Regions from separate parts of the Homo sapiens genome. Here all the other regions are linked to region 1. A link is a loop called in an ENCODE intact Hi-C map of the cell type or tissue named here. Cell type or tissue: CD4-positive, alpha-beta T cell. All regions are shown on one strand. Links, peaks and the distances in the headings refer to the core of each region. The heading gives the core; the rest is flanking DNA.

What was found. Hi-C counts contacts between places; a loop is a spot of excess contacts. Peaks named below come from ENCODE experiments on the same cell type or tissue, not always from the same donor. Only the 100,000 strongest peaks of a DNase experiment are listed, where the experiment ranks them.
Region 2: a loop joins it to region 1, with 2.3 times the contacts of the local background. A loop is called at or near these places in 3 of 110 quality-filtered maps.
Region 3: it touches region 1 in a loop (4-fold over the local background); 8 of 110 quality-filtered maps call a loop at or near these places.

What each region holds. Positions count from the first base shown.
Region 1 is chrX:44,338,767-44,350,018 of GRCh38, forward strand. EFHC2 (EF-hand domain containing 2) reads right to left here and starts at 4,906. Exons shown (of 15, transcript NM_025184.4): 1 at 4,781-4,906. The coding sequence starts at 4,822. In CD4-positive, alpha-beta T cell, for the core only: no CTCF peak of the experiment used is centred there; DNase peaks (open chromatin) are centred at 4,945, 5,635 and 6,085; H3K4me3 peaks cover 1,995 bases; H3K27ac peaks cover 2,183 bases.
Region 2 is chrX:44,259,042-44,270,293 of GRCh38, forward strand. It overlaps EFHC2 (EF-hand domain containing 2), which reads right to left. Exons shown (of 15, transcript NM_025184.4): 4 at 2,034-2,257. Among named protein-coding and RNA genes, the nearest start is that of EFHC2, 79 kb to the right of the region's middle. In CD4-positive, alpha-beta T cell, for the core only: no CTCF peak of the experiment used is centred there; no DNase peak of the experiment used is centred there.
Region 3 is chrX:44,238,528-44,249,779 of GRCh38, forward strand. EFHC2 (EF-hand domain containing 2) reads right to left here. Exons shown (of 15, transcript NM_025184.4): 6 at 10,276-10,389; 7 at 9,745-9,883; 8 at 3,594-3,762. Among named protein-coding and RNA genes, the nearest start is that of EFHC2, 100 kb to the right of the region's middle. In CD4-positive, alpha-beta T cell, for the core only: CTCF peaks have their summits at 5,671 (motif pointing left), 5,873 and 7,393; DNase peaks (open chromatin) are centred at 5,674 and 7,404; H3K27ac peaks cover 323 bases.

The sequences.
Region 1 (11,252 bases), core at 1,818-9,817:
TTTTTTTTTATTGCTGCAAATTCAAATATGTTTTCTTTTTTCTTAAGGAGGACTTTGCTTCACTACAAATTAGATGATGGGCTATTTACAGCAAACCCTCCTAAGATGGTGGCAAGGTAGCTTCATTAAAAGCAGAAAGAGCGGCCAGGCGCGGTGGCTCACGCCTGTAATCCCAGCACTTTGGGAGGCTGAGGCGGGTGGATCAACTGAGGTCAGGAGTTCGAGACCAGCCTGATCAACATGGTAAAACCCCAATTCTACTCAAAATACAAAAATTAGCCAGGCGTGGTGGCACACACCTGTAATCCCAGCTACTCAGGAGGCTGAGGCAGGAGAATCGATTGAACCTGGGAGGCAGAGGTTGCAGTGAGCCGAGATGGCGCCATTGCGCTCCAGCCTGGGTGACAGAGCGAGACTCCATCTCCAAAAAAAAAAAGCAGAAAGAGTGAGCTCTTCATCATTCATTAGAGACACTCAGGATCAGGATGGGCCACACAACCATCTGTCCAAAATACTGCAGAAAGGATTTTTGGCTTTGGCTGGAAATGTCCCTTTTAATTTTAATATTTTCAATTTTGATAATATGCCCAAGATTCTCTTGCTCAATACAAGTTCAGCATGGAAATTGTTGGAAAAAAGATACAGTGTATCTAGAATTTAGTTGTGATATTTCCCTAAGGTTTTCAACTCATATCAAAATAATTGTAATGTCATCAGAGGTACAAATGTTCATATTTTAGAAGGCACCATACTTCTTGTATTTGAGAGAGAGAAATACAGGTTGCGTATCACCTAGCCGTGGACAGAAATCAATCTATTGCTTTTGACTGACCACTGGCAGCTAAGTAAGGGGCACATAAGTTCCTTTTCAATTCTATGGAAAAGCAATAAAAGTTAGCTGTGTTATAATTTTAAATCCAAACAGCCAAGTAATTATGCTATCTACAGGAGGCCAAGGTTTTTCACTTGGTAATTTAATTCAGCAAGCAGGGGAGGGGGGAAGGGCAAGACTAAAAGGCCAGATATGGCTTTACTGACTTTCTAACCATTCTATGCCAGAGAACATCCAATCTTTTAACTAAGTACAAGTTTTTAAAATATTAATTTGTGGGCAACACACAGTACATTTAGTACCAAGGCTAGTGTAACAATTTTTTAAATGTAGTCACCTAATTTTGGCATATACTAGGATACTCAATAAATAAATACTGATTTGTTGAATGAGTCCAAGGTACTGTCATTCTCTAGTACACACGCACATACACACATGCACGCACACACTCCCATTGTTCTCAGGCATAAAGTAAATAAATGTTTTAAATATTCATGAGTCTAGAAATAGACCCACACGTAGCTGGATGCTTGATTTTTGACAAAGTGGCTCTGCAGAGACATGGAGAAAGAGTGATCTTTTCCAAAAATTATTCATCAAAAACATCATTAAGAGAAGGAAAAGGCCAATCACAGACAAGAAGATACCCAAAATTTATATAGAACTTCTACAAATCACTAAGAAATAGGCAGACAACCCAGTAAACATTAGACAAGAGATAAGTAAGTACTACACAAAAAAGTAGTGACCAATAAATGGTCATACAAATAAAGCCAGGCACGGTGGCTCACGCCTGTAATCCCAGCACTTTGGGAGGCTGAGGCGGGCGGATCGCCTGAAGTCAGGAGTTCAAGACCAGCCTGGCCAACATGGTGAAACCCCGTCTCTACTAAAAATTAAAAAAAAAAAAATTAGCCAGGCATGATGGCGCATGCCTGTAATTCCAGCTACTCGGGAGGCTGAGGCAGGAGAATCGCTTGAAGCCAGAAGGCGGAGGTTGCAGTGAGCCGAGATTGCACCACTGCACTCCAGCCTGGGCAACAGAGCAAGACTCCGTCTAAAAAAAAAAGCAGTGACCAATAAATGGTCATACAAATGACCAACAAACGTGTAAAACATGCTCAATTTCATTAGGAATCAGGAAGTACAGATTATAACTACAAAGAGTTGCTATACCCACCAACCAAAATATCTAAAATTTAAAAGACTAACAATACCAAGTGTTAGAAAGAATGTGGAGCAACAGGAACATAAAATGCTGTTGGGAATTTAAGTAGTATAATCACTTTGACAGCATCTACTACAGCTGAACATACGAATACTGTATGATCTAGCAATCCTACCAAAAAACATGAACAAAAATAGTCACAGTAAAACTATTCTTAACAACCCCAAACAAGCCAAATATTTATCAAGAGTAAAATGTATATATAAATGATGTGAAAAACATACAATGCAATACTACAGAGTAATAAAAATGTACAAACTACCTCTATAGACAGCCACATGGACAAATCTAACGAACATACTGTTGAGCTAAAAAAGCCAGTCACAAAAGAATAAACACCAAACATTTCCATTGATAAAAGGTTCAAAGGCAAGCAAAACCTAATTATAGTGATAGGAGCCAGAACAGTGGTTATATCTGGAGAGTAGAGATGGGGTAATGAACAGAAAGGTTCATAGGTAGAGTTGTCACATAAAATACAAGATTCTCAGTTAAATTTGGTAAACAATAAATAATCCTTTCCCATAAACAGGTTCCATGCAGTATTTGAGATATGTATTTTTATTCGCTAAATCTGGCAACCCCAGTCAAGGGTGGTATTTTTGGAGAACAGGTCATATTTTATTTTATTTATTTTTTTGAGACAGGGTCTGGCTCTGTTGCCCAGGCTGGAGTGCAGTAATGCAATCATGGCTCACTGCAGCCTCGACCTCCCAGGCTCAAATGATTCTCCCACCTCAGCCTCCTGAGTAGCTGGGACTACAGGCATGTGCCACCACGCTTGGCTAATTTTTTCAATCTTTTGTAGAGATGAGGTCTTACTATATTGCCCAGGCTGGTCTCGAACTCCTGGGCTCAAGGGATCCTCCCATCTCTGCTTCCCAAAGTGCTGGGATTACAGGCGTGAGCCACTGCGCCCAGCCCCCATATTTAATTTCTTGATATTCATTTTGTGATCATCCATTGTGCATCTTTCTGTATATGTGTTGTACTTCATGATCTTAAAGTTTTTTAAAAAGCAAAAATATACGCAGAACCTTGCAGATTTATTAATATTTCATCCATCCACTGTTTTTCCTTCCCATCCTTAATCACTGCACGTGAGAGCTATGATACTTCTGCAGGAGGCAGGCACTGGTAATCAGAGTGTTGCTGGGCAAAAAGCTGTAGGCTTTACTTTCATTTTTTATTAAAATTACTTTTACACAGCATGCTTCTTTACTTCTGGAATCTGTTTTCATGTCCCGTCTCTCAGGGGCCTTTCTTGTTTGCGTGACTGGCTTAAACTTACCAAAGGGCAATGCTATGCTGGAAGGCCAGCCTCTGCCCATCAACCAAGAAATGCACAAATCAGTGTTCAAAGTTGGACTGACCAGACGTGTAGGGGTCAGAATTCAATGGCGTGAAGCTACAAAGAAAAAACTTGTACTTCAGGGCCAACAACTTAGATACAGACAGTGTTTGGAAACCATAAAGCCAAATACTTCAATCTGCTGCCTGCTTTCTAAAGTTATCAAAGGTTTACACAATTGCCTTGAGTGGCTCCATCTAATTCCCTCCCATCTAATTGGGAATTAGCTTCTCCTGCAGACACAGATGGCTGACCCAAGTGAAGGGTAGTAACCAGTATAAACAAAAGCCTGAATCATTTTCCTGCTGTCGTTTAAATGAGGTGCTATTTATTGGCAAAAGTTCTTTCATGCTCAGGGTTTTTTGTGTTGTGTTGCTTTGTTCTGTACGTTCATCTTCTTTTGAAATGAACCCCTCCAGGACAGGCGCAGTGGCTCAGCCTGTAATCCCAGCACTTTGGGAGACCGAGGCGGGCAGATCACTTGAGGTCAGGAGTCCGAGGCCAGCCTGGCCAACATGGTGAAACCCCATCTTTACTAAAAATACAAAAATTAGCCGGTGTGGTGGCGGGCGCCTGTAATCCCAGCTACTCGGGAGGCTGAGGCAGGAGAATCGCTTGAACCTGGGAGGTGGAGGTTGCAGTGAGCCGAGATCGGGTCACTGCACTCCAGCCTGGGCGACAGAGCGAGACTCCGTCTCAAAAAAAAAAAAAGAAATGAACCCCTCCCAATTATAAATAGAGAAAAAAAAAATCCCTCCAAGTTTGGGTGCCTGTCTCTATAAAGTTTGGGAGTAAACTTTACAGGCTGATAGAACTCTTATCTGCCACCTACCCCTCTTGATAAGTGCCAGATTTCTTCAATTTGATAATTGAAACGGTATCTTTTTTCACACAGGATACTGGGGATAATGATTAGGCTCCTGAGCTGTGGAGACAAGGTTGCTTGAAAGAAACCCAGCTTCACCACTGAGACTGTGTGGTTCTGTGCCTCAGTTTCCTCAATAGTAACTGGGAATAAAAACTACCTAATTCAAAGGGCTGTTGGGACACTGGATGCTGCATAAGGTGATTAAAGCACAGCGCCTGGCACACATTAAACCCCCAATGGTTATCGTCACTATTATTTGTTACCTTTGAGGGTCCTGCCACCTATAAGGACTCTCTCTATATATTTCTAAATTAGGAAAAACATTCAGATGCAGCTGGAGAGATGGGAGAAGCAGCCTATAAAGTTTGGTCCAAGTTGCCACCAACCCAGGGCAGCAGCATGGGGCCTCCAGGAGAGTCTGCGGAGGTGGCCACGCCACGACCCTGCCTGGACCCCAGACTCCAGCCGGGAGCTGTGACCTCGGACGCCCTTCCTACTCACGTTGCGGTTGAAGCTGTTGCCCGGCAGCAGAGGCAGGGCCATGGCGCTCAGTGTCCGAAAATCCAGGGTCCCAGAAGAGAGGGCCCGGCAGGCAGCGGCGCCTCCCGGCCGTGTTGTTTGGCCCCCACGTTGCCTGGAGACGGGAAGCGGCGTCACGGAGGGAGGAGGGGCGGGGGGTTGGCGAGAAGGATCGTGGGGGGCGGGGGACACCTCCGCGGCGCGTACCTCCTCCCCAGCCCCAGTTCCCCTCCACCCGCTTCATCCCCGCACACACTCAGCCAGGTCCTGGTCTCCTGAGGAGTCTTCTCTCTGCACACGCAGTGTGCACACACAAAGATTGACTGTTCCCTGCCCCCGCCGCTTTCTGGTTTAACCCCCTTATAGAACTCAAAGCCTTTCTTGTACTTTCTTGCTTTTCCAATTCTTGTCGCCAACAGTTTTTTGCTATGTGGTTCAAACACACAGCAAAGTACAGAAAGTAATATGACGCCCGTGTGCTCACTGAGATGTTACACAAGTCGATATTTTCCTATGTTGCATAGACATCAGCTTTTATTTTGTAATTAAAACGTTCAAGATGAATCTAAAGCCACATATACCCTGACGAAAACGCGTTGTAATGGTAACCACCGCCTTCAGTTTTTCTTCTGGATATTTTTATATTTGTTGTTTGTTTGTTTGTTTGTTGTTTTAAGACAAGGTCTCACTATGTTGCCCAGGCCGATCTCGAACTCCTGGGCTCAAGCAGCCCTCCCGCCTCTGCCTCCCAAAGTGCTGGGATTACAGGTATGAGCCACCGTGTCCGGCCCATTTTTGTATTTGAACTAAACGTTTGTAAGGCCCAATCAGGGGTGGCCGGGGCGGAGTCAGGTGTCACAAATCGCAACCCCTGTCACTCCATCGTTCACCCCAAGATAGCCGGGCCAGGAACCTCCTCTCCCGACACCTACGTCTAATCCCTCCCTGAAGCCCTAAAGGTTGGACTCGATGCTCTCTCTCAGTCACCACCTCGTCTATTTCAGCTGCGATCCCATTGTTTCTTGCCTGGTTTTCTTCTTTAAAAAGAAAAACAAACACACACAAAAAACTAACTGATCTTGCCTCCAGAGCCGTCGTTTTTATAATTCATGGTGCAGCTGTTACTCTTCTGCTTCAATAATCTAGCCTTCCCGCCGCCTTCAGAAGGTGGTGAAACTCCTTATAGCCTGGTCTGAGGAGCTTTTGTCAGAGGGCACCTACCAATGCCCTCCATCCCTTTCTTTGCCCCCTCCTCCATCTACTCCAGCTCTGAGAAACCACTGGCAGTTTCTAAATCAGGCTCTGCGGTTTCTCCTCTTGGGGCTTTTGCAAATAACACTATCGTCTAGAAACACCCTTCCTTCCTATCTTTCACATAAGTAACCCCTTCTTGTCTTTCAGGACTTGAGGCCAGCGTGGGAGTGGGGCATAGAAGGTATTGCCATTTCTTCAATATATTCTTTCACCTTCTTCCTGCCGCCTCCATCTGTATTTGGTGTCTATTCTGATCGTGGCTTTCATCCTACTACATTGTAATTACCTGTTTACTTGACATTTCTTTAAATGCCCCCAAATACCTCCAGGGCAGGGACTGTATCTCCTTTTTTATTCATCAACAATATCCATTATTGCTTCTGTGTTTATAAATTTTACACTCTAAATTTCTGCTACTTGCTTTTTTTGCCTGATTCTGTTATTGAGGCCAGGCGCGGTGGCTCATGCCTGTAATCCCAGCACTTTGGGAGGCCGAGGCAGGCGGATCAAGAGGTCAGGAGGTCGAGACCAGCCTGGCCAACATAGTGAAACCCCGTTTCTACTAAAAATATTAGTAGAATATTAATATGCTACTGGGAGGCTGAGGCAGGAGAATCGTTTGAACCGGGGAGGCTGAGGTTGCAGTGAGCTGAGATTGCTCCACTGCACTCCAGCCTGGGCAACAGAGCAAGACTCTGTCTTGAAAATAATAATAATAAAATTCTGTTATTGAGATTTCTACACATTGACACATGTAGTGTTCATTAATTTTAAACGCATTGTATGATTATACCACAAATTGTTTAACTATCTGCTCTCATCTGTTGATGACAATTAGATTGTTTCCAATTTTCCACTAGTTACCAACAATGCTGCAGTGAGCGACTCTGCCTGTTCCTTTGGCAATGATCTAGGGCACATACTGAAAGATGGAATTACGTACATATCTGAGTGCATGGCTTCATCTTTACTAGATTTTGCTAGATGATCTACAGACAGATAAACCAATTAAGAAAGTCCCCTTCCCCGTTCATCCTTTCAACAATAGGTATTACCAAATTATATAATTTTGGATAATCATCTGAATAAGTGTGAATGGTATACTATTGTTATTTTAATTTGTTTCTCCCTAATTCTCCCTAAGCAGTTGGTCATGTTTTCCCATGGTTGTTACTTTCTCCTGTGACTCAGCTATTCATATCCTTTGCAGATTTTTCTCTTCGGTCATTTGTAGTTTTTTTTTTTTAGATAGATAGATAGATATAGAGATATTCTGGATACTAATCCGAGGCATAGCAAATATTTTCTCATTGTCGTTTGTCTTTTAACTCCACTTATATAGAGTTCTTTATTGTACATAAATTTGTTACTTTACTCAAATATATCATTCTTTCAGTTATGGTTGGTGGGTTTTTTGATTTATTCTACTTTTTATTTTTTGAGATGGAATCTCACTCTCTCACCTAGACTGGAGTACAATGATGTGATCTAGGCTCACTGCAACCTCCGCCTCCTGGATTCAAGTGATTCTCCTGCCTCAGCCTCCTGAGTAGCTGGGATTACAGGCATGCACCACCACACCTGGCTAATTTTTGTATTTTTAGTAGAGACGGGGTTTCACCTTGTTGGCCAGGCTGGTCTCGAACTCCTGGCCTCAAGTGATCCACCCACCTTGGCCTCCCAAAGTGCTGGGATTGCAGGCATGAGCCACTGCACCTGGCCTGTTTGGTGTTTTGTATGTGAATTCAAAAATCTTATACTACTCCAAAAGAACAGTTATTCTCCTACATGTTCTTACAAACATTTTTAAAATTCCCTGTTGCTTTTTAAATTGAAATAATTTCAAGCTAGTAAAAAGTTGCAAGAACAGTCCAAATAACTCTCATTTATCCTTTCCTCAGATTCCCCAATTGTTTTATATTTTACCACATTAATTTTGTCATTCTCCCCATATATATCTTTTACATTTTAGAGTTAAGTTGCAGATATCATGCCCCTTGACTCCTAAATACTTCAGTGTGTATTTCCTAAGAATAAGGACAGTCTCTTATATAACTGAAGTGCAATAATCAAAATCAGAAATTTAATATTAATACAATACTGTTTTCTTTTTTCTGAGACAAGGTCTCACAATGTTGCCCAGGCTAGAATGCAGTGGCATGATCATGACTCACTGCAGCCTCCACCTCCTGAGCTCAAGTGATCCTCCCACCTCAGCCTCCCAAGTCGTTGGGACTACAGGCATGTGCCACCATGCCCAGCTATTTTAATTTGTTTTATTTTTTGTAGACATGGGGTCTCATTATGTTGCCCAGCCTGGCCTCGAACTCCTGACCTCAAGCAATCCCATCTCGGCCTTATAATACTATTTTCTAATCTAAAATACATATTCAAATTTTGCAATTGTACCAATAATGTCCTTTTTTTTTTTTTTTTTTTGCAGACAGGGACTTGCTGTGTCACCCAGGTGCAATCACGGCTCACTGCAGTTTCTACCTCTTGGGCTCAAGCGATCCTCCCACCTCAGCCTCCCTAGTAGTTGGGAATACAGGCACACACCACCATGCCCGGCTAATTTTTTTTTCTTTGTTGAGACAAGGGTCTCACTATGTTGTTCAGGCTGGTCTCAAACTACTGGCTCCAAGCAATCTTCCTGCCTTGGCCTCCCAAAGTGCTGGGATTACAGGCATGAGCCACCACATCTGGCCTATAATGTCCTTTTTTAGCAAAAAGAAAAATAATTTGTTTTGACCCAGAATCTGATGCAACAACACACATGGTGTTTGATTGTCATGTCTCGTGGTTGTCATGTCTCTTTATTCTCCTTTAATTGGGAACAGTTCTTCCATCTTTCTTCGTCTTTTGTGACCTTGATATTTTTGAAAAGGATAGGCCATGGCTAGGCGTGGTGGCTCACGCCTGCAATCCCAGCACTTTGGGAGGCCGAGGCGGGCGGATCACTTGAGGCCAGGACTTCGAGACTAGCCTGGCCAACATGGCGAAACACCATCTCTACTAAAATACAAAAATTAGCCGGGCGTGGTGGCAGGTGCCTTTAATCCCAGCTACTCAGGAGGCTGAGGCAGGAGAATCGCTTAAACCTGGGAGGTACAGGTTGCAGTGAGCCAAGATCATGCCATTGCACTCCAGCCTGGGCGACAGAGTGAGACTCCATCTCAAAAAAAAAAGAAAAAGAAAAAGAAAAGAAAAAAGCCTAGGCCAAGTATTTGGTAGAATGTTCTTCAATTTAGGTGTGACTGATGTTTCCTCATGAGGAGATTCAGTTTATGGCTTTTGGACAAGAACGCCACAGGAGGACTGTTGTGTCCTTCTAGTTCATCAAAGGAACAGGCACATAATGTGCTTTTACCATCAATGATGAGGTTCTCTTTGATCACTGGGCTAAGGTGAAATGTGCCAAGTTTCTGTCTACAGATAGAAAGATGAAGATATAGATATACAGAGAAAAAGATATATTAAAAGTCATAAGTTTATGCTCATACCTCCAATTCCAATCAACATAATAGTGTCCCTGCTGGTATTCCCCTTTCTGCACTGGTGACGCTCTGCTCAAGCTGTAAGAAATCTCATTCCCATTATCCTCAAAATATAGTTGGCCTTTGAACAACACAGGTTTGAACTGCATTGGTCCACTTATACACAGACTTTTAAAATTATTCGTGGGGCAGACAGCCCTTTCTCTGCTGTGCTGACTGTTGCAACTTTGCCATGTAAAAATAAAATAAAATATTGGTGGGAAGCAAAACCCACATATACAGAGGGCTGACTTTTGTATACATAGGTTCTCCAAGGCCAACCATGGCACTTGAGTGTTCAAGGATTTTGGTATATTCGGAGGTGCTGGAACCAATCCCCCGTGTATACTGAGGGACAACTGTATTTACTTATTTGCTCTATACTACAAGACCCTGAAAGCAGCCTCAGAACACCTAACTCATGTCTTTGTAAAACAAGAGACAAACCTAGTAACTAGAGTTCAATATTTGCTTGCAGTGTTTTTCTTTGGTCTTAATGTACACAGTCAAAATATTAGGCTCAAAAATTACTTAGGCTTTTGCCCCCCTCCCTGTTTAGAATGCTTATGTTATTCATTTACAAAACAGTTTGGTTTGTTCATGCCTATTCATATTCCACATTATGTCTTTTTTTTTTTTTTTTTTTGAAACAGAGTCTTGCTCTGTCGCCAGGCTGGAGGACAGTGGCGCAATCTCGGCTCACTGCAACATCCACCCCCCAGGTTCAACCAATTCTCCTGCCTCAGCCTCCCAAGTAGCTGGGAGTACAGGCGCCCGCCACCATGCCCAGCTAATTTTTGTATTTTTAGTAGAGACAGGGTTTCACCATGTTGGCCAGGATGGCCTCGATCTCTTGACTTCGTGATCCGCCTGCCTCAGCCTCCCAAAGTGTTGGGATTACAGGAGTGAGCCACCGCACCCGGCCTATTTCTTCTTTGTCTTGTTTTGTATAAATATGTTTCTCCCTTTAGTAGTTTGATTAATTTAGCTAGTGGTTTACATATTTTCTTACTTTTTTCAAAGAACCACAATTTTTATTTATTAATTTGACCCACTGCTTTCTATTCTTAACCTTTACTATTTTTCTGCTTTTACTTTTATTGTTTTCTTCCTTGTGCTTTCTTTTGACTCATTTGTTATTCTTTTTTTCACTTTTTAAGCTGATATTGTAAAATTAAATAATTCAAACTTAAATCTGTTGGAACTTTAAATTACCCTGAGCCTTGAGAGGATTCTAACTATGCAACCTGGGTCACAAGGCATGCAGCTGCAACTTCTGCCTTTTTTTCTCTTTTTCCTGTAAATAATTAAGACCAAATAGCTCCAGAGATAAGAACCCCTGACTCAAGTCACTACCCCTCCTCACAGAGTAATAAAGTAATCTTCGTTGGAATGTAGCAATCTGCAACCAATCAAATCACTGTGGCGCATGTGCACTGGTCTTATATGGAAAATGTAATCCTGCTGGATCATCTCCGTCTCTGCCTATATAATTTAAACTTTAACTTCTCCATTTTAAAACCACTGACGCTATTCGTTTGGAGTCTGTGCTTTCCCAGTGGCCATCCTCAAGTTTTGTGCTTGGATAACCTCTACACTTAATCATATTTTCTGAATCTTTCTCTCTCTCTCTCTCTCTTTTTTTTTTTTTTTTTTTTTTTTTT
Region 2 (11,252 bases), core at 2,248-10,247, 79 kb before region 1:
TTACTGGGTATATACCCAAAGGATTATAAATCATCCTACTATAAAGACACATGCACACGTGTTTATTGCAGCACTATTCACAATAGCAAAGACTTGGAACCAACGCAAATGCTCATCAATGATAGACTGGATAAAGAAAATGTGGCACATATACACCATGGGATACTATGCAGTCATTAAAAAGGATGAGTTCATGTCCTTTGCAGGGACATGGATGAAGTTGGAAACCAGCATTCTCAGCAAACTAACACAGGAACAGAAAACAAAACACTGCATGTTCTCACTCATAAATGGGAGTTGAACAATGAGAACACATGGACACAGGGAGGGGAACATCACACACCAGGGCCTGTCAGGGGGTGGGGGGATAGGGGAGGGACAGCATTAGGAGAAATACCTAAAGTAGATGATGGGTTGATGGGTGTAGAAAACCACCATGGCAGGTGTATACCTATGTAACAAACCTGCAAATTCTGCACATGTATCCCAGAACTTAAAGTATAATTTTAAATATACATAAATTTTTTTCTTCATAAACCTATGAAATCCCACAGTGCTCTGCGCATTTTCATATAATCCATCATTATTCACAATCACTATCATATAACAACAACTGTTAGTGAATGACTGCAGCCATATGCAAAGGGTGGCAATTCATTTGGATCCATTTCCTTCAAGTTCTCTCTGCTGGTTCTAAATTCTTTCTATTTATCTAGACTCTTTCATCCAGGGCATTTGGAAAAAATAAAAATGAATCCAAACCAAAAAAAATCCCTTTGTACATCAATATACAGGCATTTCACCTTAGATATTCCAGGATCAACAATATATATATTTCTCCAGAGGGCTGTATGCCTACAACAACATTAAAGAATAATTCTGCTGGGGCTGGGAGGCAGGAATAGATGAATGATCCTACAAGTGGCTTTTAAAAAGAGATCAAAACAGAATCAAAAGAGAATTTTGTTCTAAATTTTGTTACCTCTCTGCAAGGAAATGAATCATAAGTTTTAAAACAATAAAAATCAGACAAAACTCATCTATGGGTATAGAAATGAGAACAGCAGTTGTCTGTGGTGGGGAGCGGGATCGATTCGATAAACACATGAGGGGACTTTCTGGGGGAAGAGAAATGCTCTACATCTCAATATGGGGGTAGGTTATAGGGGTACGTGTATTTGTTAAGACTCATCCAACTGTACACTTAATTTCTGTGTATTTTACTGTGTGTAATCACACTTCAATAGAAAAGGAAAAAGGAAACAAGTGACAATGATGGAAATCAGGGTAAGAGTCAAGACATTTGCGATCCAGTCCCAGCAAGGAGATTAGCTGGGTGTTGTCACCTTCCACCCCCCTTTGAGTGTTCAAATTCTTCTGGAAAACAAAATTTGGGCCCAGGGACTGTTTAAAAAATAGGAAGACAAAAATAATACTAAAAATATTGAGTCTTTACTCCCTTACACTAGCTGGGGTCAGACCTTGTACATAAACATCCTTTCCTAAAGGGGGTATATCAGAATCATGGTCTTCCTTATTCTTCCAGAGCATCTTGGCATCCAATGCCATCCTAAGAGGACCTGGAATTTCCTAGGAGGAAGAAAAAATGTGTACCCAAGGCTTGCTTCACTAAATCACTAGTATAGAAGCAAAGATCTTTCTAGCCAGAGTTAGACAACTAAAAAGCAAAAACACAAGCCAAGGAAATGTGGATACAACTCATATACCATCAGTGACCACAAAGTCAATTGTGGGTGCCTAGAATCTGTCTCACCTGTGCAGTTCACTGAAGACTCCTACTGCCTGAAAGAGAGAGTCTCTACAGAGAGAATTGGGGTGAGGCAGTGAGGAAGTCATTCTTGCTCTGTGGCTAACACTCAGCCTTCCCTCTAGCCCAAAGAAGAACAAAACTGGAATAACTATGGCTCTAAAAGCTCTTTCACATCTGCATCAGGAGTACAAACACCCTTTACTGACTTTCCAAAGGGATTTTTATTTTGAAGACAAGAACTCAACAAACGTCAATTCCTTACCTCTCTCCGAATCTTCATGTAAGGATCTTCTGGACATTGCACTGGGGGATTCACTTTGACCCCTATTTTCCTCAAAAAGTTTCTTGTGAATGCATCACAGTCATAAATCTTGAATGTCCGGCCATAGAAGACAACCTCTGTGCCGACATTAAAATGATACACAGTATAAAACTGATCCTCATCAGGAGGCGGAAGAGTAATCCGATGACGCCGGATAGAAGTCCCTATGGCATGAAAGAAAATACAACTGTTTTATCATGTGGCTAACAAGTAAGAAGATACAGCACATTCACTAACAACCCTGAATACTTTCCCGCAACAGAAAACTGGGCAAAGGACTCGTTCTAGGAAGCAGCATTAGTACATTCCAACTCTGAGGAAGTCAGAATGAGCTGAGATTTCTGAGGTTCAGAGCTCTGTGGCCAGCCTTGCATGTGGTTAGAGTTGCCTAAGTGGTGCTTGGGAAGTATTTTAATAAACCATAAAGACTGGGGTGAGGATGGGGGATGAAGGACAGGGGACATAAGCAGAATGACGAAAAATACCAGACGCTGCCATCATGTCTTTTCCTAGAACAAGCCTGCTCACATTCAGCCACCAGCAAGCACTCAATGTGAGCACACTCAACAGGCATTAAGGCACCAATGCAGAATGCTCACAAAAATGTGTACTCATGGCTCAAAAAAAAAAAAAAAAAAAAAAAGCTAGTAAGCTTTGGAATGATAGGTGCCAACATTGACTTAGAAGTTTCAATAAGGATGAATCACTTTTGGCTGCTGTGAAGTTTCATGGAATCTTCTTTCCTCTATCAACCTATTTTTCCTCCTCCTTCCTCTATAGCCTCTGTCCACCTCCACCCAAGCACTACCTCAAGTGAGGGTTATCAGAGGCTTCACAGTTCTAGCCAGTGCTCTGGGCCAAAAGCTCTAGATCTCATCCCATCTTCTACTTCCAACCCTGATGCCCATTCATTTCTCCTCTTGAGAATATGTTCCCAGGGTCCCACGTATATCCAAAAGAGTGGTCAGCCACTGGAGGTAAAAGAGTTCCTTGCCTACATGAGTGTACCAACTATACCACACCATACCAGCCAAGTTACCCAAATATTGCTGCAATCTGTTGTTAAGGATTGTTTAGGGGCCAGGCATGGTGGCTCATGCCTGTAATCCCACCACTTTTGGAGGCCGAGGCAGGCAGATTGCTTGAGCCCAAGAGTTCGAGACCAGCCTGGGCAACATGGCAAAATCCTGTCTCTACAAAAGAAAAAAAAAATTAATTAAAAAAAAATTAGCTGGGTATGGTGGTGCCCACATGTGGTCCCATCTACTTGGGAGGCTGAAAGGTGGGAGAATTGCTTGAGTCCAGGAGGTCAAGGCTAAAGTGAGCCATGATCACACCACTGTACTCTAGCTTGGGCAACAGAGCAAAGCCCTGTCTCAAAAAAAAAAAAAAAAAAAAAAAGAAAAGAAAAGAAAAAGAAAAAAGAATTTGAAAAAAAGAAAAAAGGGTTTGAGATTTTATCCTACTTGCAAGATGAGAAGTTAGCCTTCCATAGTTTCATGGATGCTGGTAGAAGACAGGAGGTGCCTTGGTCAGAGACAAAAGGCAGTTTATTAATCAACAGCAGTAAGAATAGCCTAAATATCAGCATTTCTTTTTCCAGTTTCCTAAGCCCCAATTCCCACAGGATGACATAGTAAGGGCCAGGTAACATTTGTACATGCAGTGGGTTACATTACAGGAGAGTAACCCTTAGCTTAGGGAACCCAAATCTTCTATAATTAGCAATAAGCATCCCTGCTCTTTATCTCCAAGGGAGCTACTATCTTTATTAGACTGGAAGGAGACACTAAGCCTCTATCTTCCAACGCTATAAGCAAACCTATACTTTGCTCCAGAGGGAGAGACTATTTTTGTCTTCCACAGCTACTTGCTATATAAACATCCTTGAAGAGATAGTCCAGAACAAAGAGAAGTCAGTGCCTCTGCTTACAAGAGATACAGAAATGCATGATACCATGGAGAATTGTCTCTCAATATCTGTAACTGACTTAGGCCTGAGAATCTACTCCAAGAACAAAGAGAAAAGGAAAGCAGAACAAACTGCAGATCTAATGATTCAATAAAAATTGGCTTGTGGGAACTCTGCATGGAGGTATTTTAATATAAAGATGTCAACCTATCTTCTTTGTATTTTATACAGCACTGAAAATGGTGCCTTTTCTCAAAGTCTAGAGACACTTAGAAATTAGTCATTGCTTATTCATTAAGGAATATTTAATGAATATCTTTATGTGCCAGGAACTGTGTTGGGCTCTCTTCCATTATTCTACTTATCATCTTTTCACTCTGTTGAGGGGAAATTACCTAAAATCATTTTCAGCTTCTTTTCTTTGCAGCAATTTTTAATTACTTGGTGCATTAAATTAAAATAATAAAACTATAAAATTAGAACTGGCCTAGAATATTTTTAAATGTACTACATAAAAGATGATACAATTTTACTGTGAAAAAATTATACTTCAATTAGCCTTTAATTCATAGCACTGAAAACAGTATGCAAATTATTTAATCATTCAAGATTAGACATTTAGAACAAATTGCATACTTAAACATGTATAAAAGGATGGGCATTTCAGGTATTTTCAGGAACCATTATATACTACTTTAAAAATACTTATATTGTGACAGTTTTTAAAATATATAAGAATTATTCAACAGTCAGGAGCTTCTTCAAAAATTCCATCTATCTTGCATTTTTACTTCATTATAGAAATTCAAATAAGCAAGTTAGCGATGATTTTTGTTCCATAAGACTTTGAATAGGAGTCCTATATTTTTCTAGGTGGCAAAAACTGGCCCACCCACTGGGCTTTTAAATAATACTAATCACAATCATCATCATAGCCCTAGGATAAACTTTCACTTACATTTTCTCATTTAATCCTCAATAATTCTATAAGGCAGATAATACATGAAATATGAATATTCAGTTTAAGGATGAGAAAACCAAAGCTCAGAGAGGTTAAATGCCATGCCCAAGGTCATGCCCTAACAAATGGCAGTAAAAGATCTTGAAGTTGGGCTTTCAGACTCTAACTAAATACCATTACTTTCCATAGTTTGCACTGAGCTGTATCTCACTGTACTGCAGCTACATATTACTTGAGGAGGAAGAGCCATAGGCATAACAGGATGGAAATGGATAAAAGAGCTACCAGCCACCATGAAAAGAAAAGAGAGATGAAGCTGCTCTTCCGAAAGAACAGCCTCTCTCCTCGAAGGGGAAATTTCCAGAGATGCCCACCCACTGCTATGGCAATGCACCCTGCAGGGCCTGCCCCACCAGCTGACTTGCCTCTCCCAGGAGCCTGCAGATCTCAAGCCCCCCAACTCTTCCTTCTCTTAGCCGCTACACTTCTCTCACTAGATGCTTCTCAGAAAAGGCCAGGGAAGCTCTTCTTGGTGACAAAAAAGAATCCTGAACACCCATGAGTTAGAAAGAAAAGGCAGGTCTAACACTAACAGTAAAGTTTTGATAACCAAAAATCTAACGTCACAATTCCATATTAATCAGAAAACCAAGGTGGGCCATTTGAAATGTACAGTTGCACATGAGAGCTTTCAATAACATATTCATAGGATTTCTCAACTGTGTCCTTTGAGAATTAAAATTTCTAATTATCAGAATTTTTATGTTTTTAGTCTTCCACGATAAATGGCAGAAACTCCATCAGCAGGAATTTGTTTTGGGATATCAAAGAAATGGGCAGGATACCATGTCCTTGACCCACATTGAAGAGCAGGTGAAATCATCAAGGTAGATAAATAAAGATATTGTTACAAAACAGAAAAACAACTAAAGCACCATATTTGCCCTTTAAATTTTCAGGAGTTTATCTTAACTGCCCAATAAAGACTATTGGGACACATGTCCAGCTTTTCCTCATCTTCATGTTTTACATTTCTCTTCCTTTGTAAAAGCCCTGCTATCTGGCTATGCTCTTCAAGCTTTAACTTTCTAACATTTCCCTGTGGTTTAGATCAAAGTGACCATATATCCATTTATGTTTCATGTGTTTTCATGTTATTCAGTTGAGACTTGCCTTAGATCTTTGCTCATACCACTAAATTTACTTTTCTGGAATTCACCTTCCAGAATTAAGACTCCAAACTCTCACCTCTATTTTATTTTTTATTTATTTATTTATTTTTGAGACAGGGTCTCACATCATTGCCCAGGCTACAGTGCAGTGGCATGATCATGGATCAATGCAGCCTCAACCTCCCAGGCTCAAGCGATCCTCCCTACCTCAACCTCCCGTGTAGCTGAGATTACGGGCATGGCCACCACGCCTGGCTAACTTTTTATTTTTTGTAGAGACAGCCTTGCTTTGTTGCCCAGGCTGGTCTTGAACTCCTGGACTTAAGCAATCCTTTTGCCTCGGCCTCACAAAGTGCTGGGATTACAGGCGTGAGCCACTGCACCTGGGTCACCTCTATTTTAATTTAAGTATGTTAATTTCATTTTAGTAATGCTGCAGGCCTAGAGTACATCCAAGTCTAAAGGCAGATATTTCTTAGGTAAATGAAGATATAACTGCAATTGCCACTTATCATCACATCTACAAGTTTGTGCCCTAAAAATACTAAGAGGCTTAACCACAATCACACATAACAGAGTGTCTTTTCTTCCTCTTGTGCTTACTATATTCCTCTACTAAAATGACTTGTATACTTTTACTTTTATTTTTCTAAAATGTCACCTTTAGAGTTTCGGTTTCACAAGAATAATTATTTTTATATACACAACCGGGCACTCACCTTGCAGCAAAAGAATAAGAAGTTAAAAATTCCACATTTCTGCTCACAATAAGAAACAGTAACCCTACGCATCTCCCCCTTAGCTATTGAAAAAGCACCAAAATAACAGATGCTTTAATGTCCTCTTGCATGACCACCTTCTTGCCCTGTTTTCCCTATTCAATCTATGATCTGCTCCCAAATACTTCCCAATTTATTGTCCCACCACTTTATCTCATGTTGCTCCTTTTGACTATTCTGCCTTTCTCTTCCATCTTTATCTAGAGAAACTTTTGAGGTACCATTCAAATGCCAGATTCTCTAGTGGATATTGGCTTTTCCTCCTCTAATCCCTCAAGTACCTGGTTCTCTCCCCAGTGTCCACCCTCTAGGGTGACCAGATTTAGCAAATTAAAATATAGGCTGCTCAGTTAAATTTGAATTCCAGATAAACAACAAAGAATTCTTTTTTTTTTTAAATTTTTTTAATTTTTTTTCACCCAGGCTGGAGTGCAGTGGTGTGATCTCGGCTCACTGCAACCTCCGTCTCCCAGGTTCAAGCAATTCTCCTGTCTTAGCCTCCTGAGTAGCTAGGATTATAGGCATGTGCCACCACACCCAGCTAATTTTTATATTTTTAGTCGACGAGGTTTTGCTATGTTGGTCAGGCTGGTCTCAAACTCCCGGCCTCAAGTTATCAGCCCGCCTCTGCCTCCCAAAGTGCTGGGATTACAGGTGTAAGCCACCATGCCCAGCCAAATTCTTTAGTATAACTATGTCCTATGCAATATTTGGGACATAATTATACTAAAAACTTCATTGCTTACCTGAAATTCAAATATAACTGAGTATCTTATACTTCATCTGGCAACCTTCCCACCACCCCTCCACCACTTTATGGGATATAATACCTATATATAGTACATGCCCAATAAGAGTGAATGGCATATGAATGACTGACTTCTATTTTGTGTGATTACATTTGCCTGATCAAGCAGATTATCTTAGAGTATTAAAAAATATATATATGAGAAATACTACCTTATTAAGGGGCCAAAACAAGTCATTAGTGGAAATCAGTGTTCTCAACCAAGATGCACTAAGAATCATAGGGAAGCCAGTTCTTGACCCCATGTCTACAGAAGAAAAAATTCTGGGGTGGGCTAGGAGATTCTGAGGATCACTTTCAACTGAGAACAACTGGTATAGACCATACCAGAAAATCACGGCACATTTCTAATCATTATCCTTTCTTTAGCACAGATTAGGCTGGACTTGGTGTATTTAACTGACAATTATTCTGTTAGACAATTAGAGGTAAAACTACTGGATTAACCTCTGACATTCTTGGCTTGATATAATGTTGTTTTAACTACATTCCAGCAGAAAAGCAACACGTTCTGTAAATATAACACATCTAACCGAAAAGAGAGTGATGTCCTGGCAAGAAATGAAAGCAAGCCTTGAAGTGCAATACTGGCTTTCTTGACTCATAACACACACAAATCTCCTTGCCAACAAGAACTTGTGAATATTAAAAATATGTTGTTCTGATTAGAAGCTGCATGAATGCCTATTTTGGTACCATGCTAATGGATGCCTCTTTTGTTTCTGGCTGATTCCAAACTCCCCCCACCCTAAAAAATTACATGATAATAGAGGCAACCAAAAGGGAGCAGGGGAGGGTTATAATTCCTCCAGTTGCACTAATTTCCAAATGGTCACACAAGAAACAAGTGCATCTGACCTCCAAGTTCATCTAGAAAATATCAAAATCCTATGGAAGTGACAGGAACGCCATCACTGCACAGCACCTAATCTTGACCATTTGCCTCTTCCCAGGGCCCAGATGCATGGAAAGCAAGCCCGGGCCACTCAAGTCACAACTGAAAGAAACACTACCTACCCTGTCCCACTGACGTCTGAACCACTGGCTCATTAAGTGTTTTCTTTTTTCCAATCACTTAATTTAGAAAAGCTTGAAGAAGGCATTTAAATGATTTTTCAAACTATCTGCAGTCCAAATAGACCTTCCTTAACAAGAATTATCATATTAAATATTTCAAGAGACTGGTTTCTCTCTAAACAAAGCTTGGTGACAGAGTGGTTATTCATGTTTGCTTTCTACAGGATTTGCTACAGCCTTCCAAATTTCTCTACTCTGCTGACAAATTCAATGTCATTACGCAGCGTGATTACTGTGTATTCTATACACAACTCTTGAGCTGTGTCTTCACACAGGGAAATGTCCTGACCACAGTGAGCCAATCAAAAATTCGGAAAATTTCCAGAGACTTTAAAGTTGTCTTTTACTCAGGTCTTTTTTTTCTGAGACTTTATGATAGCATTCCTCCCTCCTTACACAAGAATGATTTTCAAGTACATCATTATGACTATCTTCAGCTTGCCTTTGGAATCTGCCTATGTGAGATTTGAAATCAAGAGTCTGAAAGAATTGAGAAGTCTTAATAAAAGCCTTTCCAAGATTCTAAAAGAAGCTACATTTCATATTTCTTCTTGGATAGTTTAATAAAACTAAGATGAACTGGACAGGGGCCAGTGAGCTATAGGATTATGAGCTTTCACTTTAAAGGTAATAATGAAAACAATAATGCAAGTCACTAACCCAGGCCTGGGGTGTCCTGTGACCTCCAGTCTATCATTTGTGCAAGTTTGGTGTCATGGTGGGAAAGTAATCAGAAAATAAGCAGAGCTTAGTGAGGGAATATCAGAACAAAATGTTTAGGTGAAAACCTGTAAGAAATTTTTTCTTTTTGCCACAGCAATACTATTATATAATCAAATACACGTAAGTAAAATAGATGTCCACAAAAATTATAAATTGTAAATTCTTTGTTCTTAAATAATCTTCAACCATTTTCTAATGCATTCTTGCCAATCTTTAAAAACTGCCTTATATGTTTTAAATGACCCTAAAGAATCTAAAACCTCTTGTCCCTTTGTAAAATAAAATGTCATACTTTTAACCTTAAAATTTGTGAAAACCTGTTTTTAAAATGTTATGGTATTTCCATATTTCCTGAAAGATTTACCATTAGGCCAAATTCACCAAATAAAATGGCCAGGGAGTGGATAGTGTATCAGTTGGAACACAAAGAACAATGAGGACAGTTCATATTACCTCCTCATACTAATCTTCGTCTTTTCCCACCACTAGTAAAACCAAGCAGAGACACTAAATTGAATTCCCTTTATCTTTCCATCACCTCACCAGTGGCTCTCCTCTAACATGGTAGAATAGCCTGGTCATGATCTGGGCACCTCTGATTCCCAATCTCCATTTCTAGTCTTGACTTTTTTCCTGAAAACACATCCTAAGTTTGTACCTGCCTGGAGGGGCATCACCACACAGATGTCTAACACCCCTTCAAAGGCCTCATGCCCTGAAACACACCCCAGATTCAAACCCCAATCCTGTTTCTTGCTCTGTGCTCCTGGGCTTTATAAAGGTATCATGACTCAACCACAGAGACCTCTGAGGCCGATATAGTTTGGATATTTGTCCCCTCCAAATCTCATGCTGAAATGTGATCCCCAGTGTTGGAGATGGGGCCTGCTGGGAGGTGTTTGGGTCATGGGGGTGGATCCCACATGAATGTCTTTGTGTTGTCTTCGCAGTAATGTGTGAGTTCTTTCTGTTGGTTACCGTAAAATCTGATTGTTAACAAGAGTCTGGCATCCCCTCCTTTCTCTCTTGCTCCCCGTCTTGCCATGTGACACGCCTGCTCTCCTTTCACCTTCCACCACGAGTAAAAGCTTCCTGAGGCCTCACCAGATGCAGAAGCTGGTGCCATGCTTCTTGTACAGTCTGCAGAACTGTGAGCCACATAATCCTCTTTTCTTTATAAATTACCCAGCCCCAGGTATTCCTTTAGAGCAATGCAAAACAGACTGAGCAAATTACCTCCCTAAGCCTGTTTCCTTTTCTGTAAAAGCTGACAGTGACAGTAACTACTTTAGATGGTCATCAGGAGATTAAATGAGATAATGATAAGGTAGGCACTTTTTCATTAGATATTCCCCCTCCTCACTCTCTGTATTTAATCACTGGCCAATGCATATCAACTCTGCCAACCAAATGTCTCTCAAATCCTTCCCCAATTTTCTATTCCTACCATCATTGTCCTGGTTTGGACACTCAGCATTTCTAGCCTGAACAATTGCAAAACTCTTGGACTGGTGGCCTTGCTCCCTTTCCTTTCCAATCTGGTGGCCTATTATTACTCCATGAGATAGGGCTATGATGGGACTCAGTCCTTTTGTCCATTTTCCCAAAACATAGCACAGTGCCTGACACAGAATAGGCATCCAACAAATACTTCTTGGCAATGCTGGCTGGCTCCAAATTCATTATTCCAACCACCAGACACAATGAAGCCATGCTCTAAGAAAAAC
Region 3 (11,252 bases), core at 985-8,984, 100 kb before region 1:
GTAGAGCCCTGTGTACCCAGTCCCCCATACACTCTCATCTCCTCTCTGTGTGCTCTGCTCTTTACTCATCTACTCCATCCATGTCGGCCTCCCGGATGCTCCTTGCACATCCCAAGCACACTTCTTGCTCAGGGCCTTTACACCGACTGTTCCTTTTGCCTGGAGCACATTTCCTCTCCTCAGTAAAGTCCATCAAGACCACACTATTTAAAATTGCAACCAGGAATGTTCCTCAGCCCCATACTCCCAATCTGCCTTTATTCTTTCCACAGCAACTTAATACCTTCTTTATTTTTTTCACAGTACTTAACATCTTGTAAATACTTCATAATTTACTTATGTATTAATTGATGGTCCACCTCCCAGAACTAGAATATAAGTTCCACGATGGCAGGCCTTGGTGTCTATTTTGTTCACTGATGTATCACAAACACCCAGAACACTGCTTGGCACACAGCAGGGATTCAAGAACTAGTTATTCACTAAGATAATGAATGGCTCATCCAGGGCTATACACCTACTAAAAACCTCAAATATATCTAGAGCTATAGAGTCTTATGGTTGGAACACACATGAAGGCTTATTTTTATTAATGGGGAAACATTTTTAAAAGAAGAAAAAAAATGACTGGTGGGGACAGCAGATGGACAATATCTGTAACAAGACAGAGATGAAGATTAAACCATGAATTTTTGGATGCTATATGGTTATGACTGGCACAAGTCTGGTATAATAACCCTCCTGGTGAGAAGTCATCTGTCTCTTCTATCCATGATTAAGAACTGGATGAGTGAACATTTATTCTATTTGCTCACTTCTTCATCCATTCCTTCTCTTCTTAGACAAACTATTGATCCCCAAATATATAGCCAGCACTAACTCTTATGGAAGCAATAAAGCTGGCCCCTGCCCTCAAGGAGCTCTTGGTCTAAAAGGAGCCCACAAATTACATAAACAAGTCATTAAGATGCACTGTTATATGTATAGGTTCTGTCGAAAGACAGGTAAATTCCAGAAGTCAGATTTCCCTGGGTTCAGTTCCTAGTTCAGCTAAAAATTAGCTGTGTCACCTTGAGGAAGTTGTATGGCCTCTCTGAGCCTCAGTTTTCTCATGTAAAAAATGGGTACAATAACATTATCTACTTTCCAAGGATTTGATGATTAAATTAGATTAAGTATTGTAACATAGCACATAGTAACCACTAATGGCTTATTATGAGTAATCAGTAATAGTAGTAATATTATTATTAGAAATATAATCAACAGAGTACTGTGGGCACACAAAGAACAGAGTAACTAATTCAGCCTGGTGCAGCAAGAAAGATATTATCCTGGTTCTCCCTCCTCAGACTAGACAATCTGCCCAGCAGGCTACCGCAGTGATATCTACCCAGATAATAAAGAAGATCTTTATATCCATCAAAAGCTCATATGCTTTAATCTGAAACTATTCCCTCCAATGACTCATAGATCAGCATTAACCTCATAATAATAGCACCAAGTACATTTTTAATAGCAATATATATATAATCAATGTGTCATGTACAATTCCATGTCTCAATTCACAGTTTATTTGTATTTTAAAAAACTATTCTTTGTATGCTTTGTGAAATCATCTTCCTTAGGTTCTTACAGTTTTAAAACCTTGGGTTATTCAAACTCATCTATAAGTCTCCAGCCGAATGTGCTAGTTACTATGGAAACATGGTCCCTGTGTGAGAAGAGCTTGAGGAAAGTGTATTCCTGGCACAGATTGAGCAGTGGACAGAAAGAACAAAATGAGAGACATTTGTGCCTATACTACCATTCTCCAGCCAGGACAACATGAAAAGAACATGGAATACCATCTACAGTCAGTGTTCTGTGGGCAAGTTTACCCAGTGTAGACAGAAAGAGGGACTAAGTCAACTACTCACAAAGAACGGTTTTCCCCTGGGTTCCAGAAACAACACCCTGGATAATATTTCATCTTGTTTACTTATAAGAAAAATTCCCTCTCCTTTTACAATAGGGACATTCTTCCTGCCCGCCTCCTTCGGGTGGCTGTCCTTAAAAACAGCAGTTAGCCATCAAAAGTCCTACCCTGGAACCTCACCTAAACACTGTTCTCGATAAGGGAGGACAGAGTATAAGCTGGCAACCCTCTTATGTGATAAAAATCAGTGGTTCTCAAACACTGGTGTGTCTCAGAATCCACTGGAAGACTTGAGAAAATTCAGAATGTTGGGCCCCTTCCCCAGAGCTTCTATCTCAGTCAGTCTGGGGGTGGGGGAGACACAATAATTAGCATTTCTAAAAAGTACAGGGACCACTCCTGAGAAGCATCAAATCTAAAACTTAAAAATAGAACCCTAAAATCCTTAAAAGTAAAAGATTATTTCTAGAAAGACAAAGGACATCATGTCATAGCAAAGGCAGACTTTAAGACATTCTATATAATTCTTAATCAATTTTTACCACTTTTATAGATACAACATAACTACTGTTCTCTCTCCTTCAAATGTGCTACAACAGCACCTGACCCCAATCAATTTTATGAAATTCAGGATGTCTTTTTCTTCTCCTTCTCCTAGACTTACCACATTCCCTTTATCACTGCTTCTCCCCAGAATCTCCTTATCCATTATTTCCCTCACACAGGACTGTAACCCTTAGCCCACATCCTATTCAAGCACCTACAATGTTTCCCCACCACTTTTCCCCTGACTTCTTTCTCCAGGGCCTGCTCTCCCTGCAGAAGCAAAAAGTAGCCGAGGGCAGTGTCTACATTCTATATGCATGATTTACAGGCAGGTTTTTCTCCATGTCTATTAGGAATACTTCTGAAAGTCCATCATTTAAAATTATATTCAGCCAAGTGAGAAACCTATGGTTACTGAACTCAACCAACCTCTCAAGTGAAAACAACATTAATCACCAAATAACACTTTTAAAAACACGTATAAATCCTTGAAATCTCTATAGCAGGGGTTGGCAAACCACAGTCAGTGAGCCAAATCTACCAGGCCACCTGTTTTTATATGACTTTTGAGATAAGAATGGTTTTTACATTTTGAAACGGTTGGCAAGATCAAAATAAGAGTAATATTTTGTGATATGTAAAAATTACATGAAACTTGAATGTCAGTGTCCATAAAAAAAGTCTTATTGGAACACAGTCACACAATCATTTACATTCTGTCTGTGGTGCTTTCACGCTACAAAGGCAGATCTGAGTGGTTGTGACAGACACCGTATGGCCCACAAGGCCAAAAATATTTCCTATCTGACCCTTTAAGAAAGAGCTTGTTAACTCCTACTCTACATCTTTCCTATTTTCGGGAGACAGATATATAGATAGATATGGAAAGGCAACATAGACTAGAGATAATATTACTTTAGGGGCCTCCAGATGATACTTATTAAAATAAGCACTCAGGTAAGAACCTGTTAATACGTGCATGTTAATCAACCTCATTAAAAGCCTATAATAATGTCTCCCTGGACTTGCAATTAGATGAGCTGCGTGACATCTGTTTCGTCATGAGAACTATGTTATAAACCCCAAACACATTTGGGAAAGATCAGACTAAAATCATGGTTCCCTCAAGCACCTGTCTTTTTCCATAAACTTCTTGAAGTTCCTCCGATGAGGTGTGGGCTTGAGGTCTATGCAGTTACGGAGAGAATCCTCTTCAGAACCAAAACCGTTGTAAGGTGGAAATTTCCTTTCTATTTTTGGAGGAGGAGAAGGAGGCTTGCATGAAACTGAGGTAAAGTTCTCTAGAACAAAACAAAGGCAAACAAAACATCAATATTTTTTTTGCCCTGATTATGGCTGTTTTGAAAGGTTTGTTATGTTTTCAAGATGAACATGGAGATCTTTGTAGACTATTTTAAACTCTTTCAAACAAAACAGCAAAATCCTGTGAGAGTACTTTTCAATCATGTTTACAAAAACCATGGAACTCACTTAATAATCACCATTGGTTCAAAAGTTAAAAAAAAAAAAAAGAATCTATGTCAAATAAGTAAACGTTTATATTTTGTCATCACATTCCCATTTCTGAATATTTTTTGTTCTCCTCTGATTTTTCCAATAATATGAAAATTCAAACTTGAAACTTTAGGCCACTCGTTCCACATTTTAACCTGTAATTTAGCCCTCTCCTATCTCAGTCAACACTCACTAATAAAATTCTTTTCCAAACAGGACTTACTCCTGACTATTCACCTTTATCCTTCCCCATCCACCATCTCCTCCTACTGCACCCTGTATTTGAGTACCCTCCATTGCCTCCAAAGTAACTCCAGGTCATAGTACTTCCCTATGTAGTTCAAAAACAAACACCAAAACAGAACTTTCCTCTCACCAGCCACGGCCCCAGGTAGCTTTTGTTAAGCCCAAGAAAAGACTACAATTGCACTCAAATGCAATGAAGCGAACAAACAAAACAGAAAAAGAAAAAACTTTTAAAATAGCCAACTGCCTACTCTCTCCAAGGGAGTGCTACGCGGTAAATACTGTTGATTTTATTTATATACTTATCATCTGTGAGGAAAGAGAGGTGGAGAGAGAGCTGGTAACATATTTGTAATAGCCTAGGAGCTTTCAGGTACTCATTTGCGAGGCTGTACAATCTCAGAAGCAACCGTGCTCTCCAGAGCAAGGAACATATTGACCTGGTCTATCCAAGTCACTGTGTTTGTCCCCAACATAAATGGCAAAAAAAGATGCCACATCTTTCCTAAAACAAAACAAAACAAACTCCCACAGAATCTATTTTCTACTTCTTCCCCAAGCTTCAGTATGACATAGGTGTTTTCAATCCTGTATGAAAGGAGTTCTACATAAGCAAATATTTCCTTTTCCACTGTCAAAGTTCCCATAGAGGAAGAGTACAAATTTTAGTGCACACCTCCGGAAGAGAAAATGGAGATCAATTTTTCATCCAAGATAACCTAACTCTTAATATTAAGGTGGTTGTTTGGTTTTTGTTTTGTTTTGTTTTGTTTTGTTTTTTAACTGATGATCAAAAGGCTAAGGGCTTGAGGCCACTTCTAACTCTTGTTGAAAACATTTTCAGCTTTCATATGTCCTTAGACTTCCTAGCAGCCTTTGTGTGAAATTTCCCCAAAAACAATCCCCAAAAGAGTATTGTTACATCCTAACAGAGACTGCTTACAGCAGACATGTTTATAAAGGTGACTCAGTGAAAGGGGGGAGCCAGTGTGCCAGTACAGAAGTGACTTGTGAGCTTCAACTATTGCTATTTTTATGGTGATTTTAAAGAAAAGTCTTGGAAATAAAGAGGAGAGTTCAAATCTTGGAATTGGGCAGAATTGCAGTAGACTCTATCATTGCTAACCATTACATCTAACACACCACTGTTTGGTCTTTCATTTCAGGAAGAACATCATAGCCATGGCAGGAGAGCTGTATGTGATTATTTAAAAATCTGGGCCTGAGGAGTTTCTTTCAACAGGAGACATATACATACAACTCTACATACCAATCTAAGCAGTCTAACCAAAAGAGGACACATATTGAATCTCAAAGTAATTAGGACTGCATTCTACACTTCCCCCTAGAATTACAGGGCTTATACCACACTGTTGTTTTCTCAACCATATAATTTTTGCAACAGATTTAAGTAACAAAAGAACCAATTTAGAGCTTTCCTCTGCACCCACAGTGCCATCTAGTGTATAAAAGCTGAGAACTTTTCCACTCCATCATGCCTGACTTTTATACCACCACATACATCTTTTTGGAAACTCTGGCTCAAGATCCAACTTTAAATCCCATTTATCTGGGTAATTTGCATACGTTCACAAAGCTCTGGACTCACAGCTGAATGACAAGTTTCCTCACTTTGGTTTTCCATCATCCCAGCATCCTGCGTGTTTTAGGTGTTCAAAAATATTCATTGAATAAATGAAAAAGTATACATTTTTGTACAAAGCATCTTCCCCAATGTCTCAAGTTGGCATTCTGCTAGATCCTGAGACAGATATGTCTTTTAATTATCTGATTCCTCTAATTCCAAGTGACTTGTCAAAACATATATATATTGAATGCCCATCCATGGTTGACTAGATTCCAACAAATTGGCAGACAGATGATACATATTACAAAGGAGTCTTAATGCTTCTTCGTGGTGATTTTCTATTCACCATCTCAGTGGGAAAGACTACTGGGAAAAGCCTTCAGTTACCTCAACGTTCACTGCTTATGTTCTAGTAGCCTAGAGATGAATACAGGTTTTGGGAGGCTGGAAGCTTAAATAATTTGGGCAAAGCTCTTCTAGGCAAAGAATGTCAAATTACTAAGACAAAGTTAGGCCAGGGCCTTGGATTGGGACCCCTGGAAAGGAAGACCTCTAAAGATTACGCTTCATTAGCTTCAAGGTAAATCCACTTGTGCTTGTATTCAATACCCATGTCAAATGATTTCAATGAAACCTAAATTCGTGAATCACATTATGTTAGAGCTATAAAATCTTTAAGAATCCTCCCATCTCAACCATCTTCATTTCATAGGGGAAGCAAAAGAAACAAAATTGTTAGGTCCATCAGGGCCATGTGATGAGACCAGAAGCCAATTCTATCCTATTGGTGCAATTTTAAGTGTCCAATTCACTCAAATAATCATTAAACACTCATCTTAAATGTCCTGCTGTTCCTAAAAATTCAGAGATGGCCAGAAATGACTCCACAAAATTAAAGGTGCTTTAAGATTTTTGTTGAATCTAAGCATAGCCCAATAAGTGTTCAACAGCAACAAGAATGAACAATCTTGTTACTAGTTTCATTGTCCCAGCCACTAAGAAAAAATAAGAAAGTCCACTGATAGACAAATAATAACCTAAAGCAGAAATTCCTACGTAAGAACAGTTTACATTTGATCCCTGTCCTTTTAGTGAAAGAAACACCTGCTGGAACCCCTAGAGCCTTTTTCAACCTTCATGCTATAGGAAAGATCAACAGACCTCCATCTGCCGGACCGTGTTCATTCACATAAAATAATGAGGGAGTGACATGCTACAGCCTGGCAGGCAAGCCAGGGCCAGCAGGATGGCCAAACTGTCTGATGGAGGGGGTCCCACTGCACTATTAAAGAGAAGAAATCTATGGAATCACCTTCTCCTTAGAATCCTTAAATGTATGAAGGAATCATCTTAAGAGATTGAGTTTTACACAGGAGCTCAAATGTCTCTTGGAATTTTAGCAAGCCCTCCACTTCTACATAAATAGAAAGGTTATCCATGTACCTTTCTTGGGACTGTGGCCAACTCCTTCTCTTTGTCTGCCATTTTTTCTCCCCCAAAATATGTTGGGGTGTCATTACACAGGAGAAGGTACTAAAGCACCAAGGCGGCGTACTGCGTTAGAAATCTCCCGTGACTTCCTGCTAGAGACGCCCCTAGCTGTGTTGCTGCTGCTTGTCAGATCCTTCCTGCGTGCTGCACAGTGGAGATACCCAGGTTTTCTACTGAACACAATTATTGACAAAGGAGGAAATGTGACCACAATTATTGACAGAACCACAATGATTGATGGGACTTTGTCCTGGTTTGGGTTTTAAGGATACCAAAACATAACGCATGTAATTTGGTCAATTTAAAAAATTGCTGAGACCAGATGAACTATAAATAAAATTAAAATGGCAGAAATAACTGTATCTAAGCAACATTAAGGATATTAATTTAACCTTACCAAAAAATCAGGAAAAGCAAATGCAAAGATTATCAGAGAACACTGATTCATTCTCCCCTCCACCTCATCATAGATATAATTTCTAGTCTTTACTTACATTAAGTACACTGTTGTAACACAAGAAATGTTGTGTAATAATAGTGTCTGTTAAATGGGATATTTTAACATATGTTATGAGAAATATAAAAAGTCAGTGTGACTATGAAATGCATCATAATTTTGCATTTGCATAATTTTCTGTTTAAATGCATAATGCTCATGTTATATTAGCTTTAGAGGCACAGACTACTTTTTTTTTACATAATACAATTAGTCCACGGAGTGAACAAAAGAAGTGAACAGAAAGAAATTAGCACAAGGACTCGACTGAAATGGACCATAGGACATTTGAAGCTGATACATTTACCCAGGATGGCTCGATTTGGAGCACACCAGGGAATTCACACTGCCTCAAAAAATTTTCTAGAGAAGCCGTTAAGACCCTAACAACATACTAAGTCCCACCAGTAGGACATTCATTTTCCCAAATGCAACTTTCATATTCTCACCAAGCTGACAGACAAACATCAACCAAAAGTTAGACTTTATGTTTAAGGAATCATATAATGCTTTGGAACACCACATCCTTTATATTAAGGTAATCATCAGGTGTAAGTTACGGTTTTTGGTGACTCATCTTGATATATACATTTAAATTTTCATTCTACACTAAAGACGGATTCCAAACAGGCATCTACATTTATTAAAGGCCAAATTCTTTTCCCACAGTCTAGGGGCCACCAGCAGCTTCTCTATAGCAGCTGCCACCTGCACATTCCTGGCTGCTTCTTGTCCACAGTCCCCAAGGCAAATATGCCCAACTGTGTCCACTGAAGGGGACTAATTTTAGAAAATAAAAAGAGGCCACCAATTTGGCCCCAGTAGGGCCCATACATTTTGACTAATCTGGCATGCAGATGCAGTGCAACAAATTCCCCTAATGAACCTAAGAGTAAAACTGTAAGCCTTTTTCACTCTAACCCCCTTGTGTACTTGATGTGCCTTCTCTCACAATATAAAGATTCCCAGAAGGCCAGGAATACTACACAATGCGGACAACAAGACACATAACATGGCTTCATCTCATTCTAGTGACAAAGCACCTTGTCTTTCAAGAAGCTGCGGTTGCACTTGGCTTCCATCTTGCCCCTCGGGGAAGTGTGTTCATATGAATACTCCAAGGTTCAGAAAGAAGTACAGGACTAAGTACCCACTATCCCAACTCCAGTACCAAACTGGGAGGTCAGCAAGTCCCATCAATTCCTAGCAGCAGCAGGTACCTGGAGCCTCAGGTAGAGGGGAGTTTAACAAATGAGGGTTTATGCTTTAGGTTTCACGTCACATCCTCCGCCAGCTTCCAAGACACTCATAACACGGTGTCACTCGCTGCAGGTCTCAGTTCCCCTTCCAGCCTAGAAACCTCTTACACAACTCTATCTCCTAAGTCTACTACAGTGACCTACATATAGTAGGTGCTTAATCAATCACTCATTTTCATTCTGAACTGAACTAACCTTACTGGAATGGAGTTAATATCTGAGAAGAGAGAAGCTTAAAACCTGGCTGAGCCTCACCAGGAAAGGTAGAGCAAACTAGCAGAAGAGAATTCCCTCAATAACTCAATTAGGTATATCCATTGTGGTAAGAAGAAGTAAGTGAAAAGAAAAGCATTCAGATTTCCATTTCGATTGCTAAACCAAAACATTTACCCCCCCAGCATCAGGCAGACAAGTTCAAATCTTGGCTCACTCTTTGCTCACTGTATAACCTTGGACAAATGAGCCCCCTTTAAGCCTCGGTTTTTTTCACCTCTAAAATGGGGATAATGAGCCTATCCATAGAGAATTGTTAGGAATATATAAGACAACAAACGGCTGGAAGATAGCAAATGCACAATAAGTGGTAGCTATTATGAGCCTAGCATTTGAAACTCCAAAGTAAAATCTTAATTAGGGAACAAACAATTTAATTTTAAAAATATTTTTAATTGACATATGTATCACTTACCAATTCCATATTTAGACTTATAATAAGACTTCGTAAATTCATCACAGTCATAAAGGAGCACTTTTCTTCCCCACACATTGATGGTGACTCCTAGGGACAGGTCACTATCTTTGTAAAACTCTTGGTCTACTTTTCCTAGCTAAAAAAGACAAAGGAACATAGCATTGGCACCATGGACCCTCCAAAGAACCAGGAACCCCTTCCCAGAGAAAAAAAGGAAATTAAAAATAAAACTTCAATCTTTAATAACTAAATTTTAAAAATCAAATAAAAAAGCAACCAGTTGATGTTAATATTCTAAAGTATTATTTTAGCACTGTAGTATTATACTTACAAACTGCAATGCATTGCATATATTTATATAGACATTTCAGCATGTTTATTACTGATAAATAGCAGTACAATGCATACATTTATGTATTCATCGATTTCATTCACAATCTCACAAGAGAAGAGTACGTAACTCGCCCCACTGTTCAGGTTCCAAAGAAGTCACACTAGAAACAGGTAATAAAATATGAGGTTCCTTCCCTTATATCTATCGAACAGGTAGCCATCCGCTTGGTTCTTTATAAAGTCACCATATGAATTGAGAACTGCTCGATCTGTTATCTGGCCTGGTTGATAGACTCTAGGTGGGCAATTCTGGAAGACAAAATCAAAACAAGATGTGGTAGGATTTAATCCATTCCCTTTCTTACTATAACCCCAGGGCTGGCATAGAGGTGGCACTCAATGAATATTTGTTGAATGAATGAATAAAATGAATTAACTAATGTTGGCACACTGTAAATGTCAGGTATGTCATTATTATTTTATATTCAGCCTATTTTTCAAAGTCATTCTAAAAACAGGTTTTTCTGACACCTCCTGGTTGCCTGCTATGGGTATCCCAGGGCTCCCTCTGGGACAAATTGTGCCTCTCCTGCCTCCAAGCAAACGCAGTAGGGCTTCCAGCAGTGGGCTCAGAGAATCTGGGAAAGCCTCCCGGTGAGGACTGAATGGCCAGCAGTTATTTGCCTCGGAAATTAGCATTATGGTAACCTTTTCATGTGCACTAAGAAGACACTTTATCCAAATAAGAAAGAAAATATAACATAGAGCTTTTGAAAAAGCCTTTATGTTCTTAAGTGTCCTTATAGGTGTTTACAGGTCCTTAGATGGTGTTTTTTTGGTTTTTTTTTTTTACTATGTTATGACATTTTAAAGATGGGGAAATAAGCTCAAAGAGGTTAAGTGATTTGCCCAAGGTAACACAGCTATTAAGGGGCAGACTCACAACTCTAATCCAGGTCTGGGCTGTTTCTGCTGCACCCAAATTACATGAGCTCTCAAATGGCCATAAATATTTGTAGAAATCAATCTGACAACTCTTTTTAATGTTAAATAAAATGCAAAAGTCATCACTGCCACTAGCTAGTGGCTAGTTGGTGACTAGTTGCTACATTCAGAAAAGGCACTTTGGTTTGTAAACTTGCATGTGTATGTTTGTGAGTGCATGTGTACAT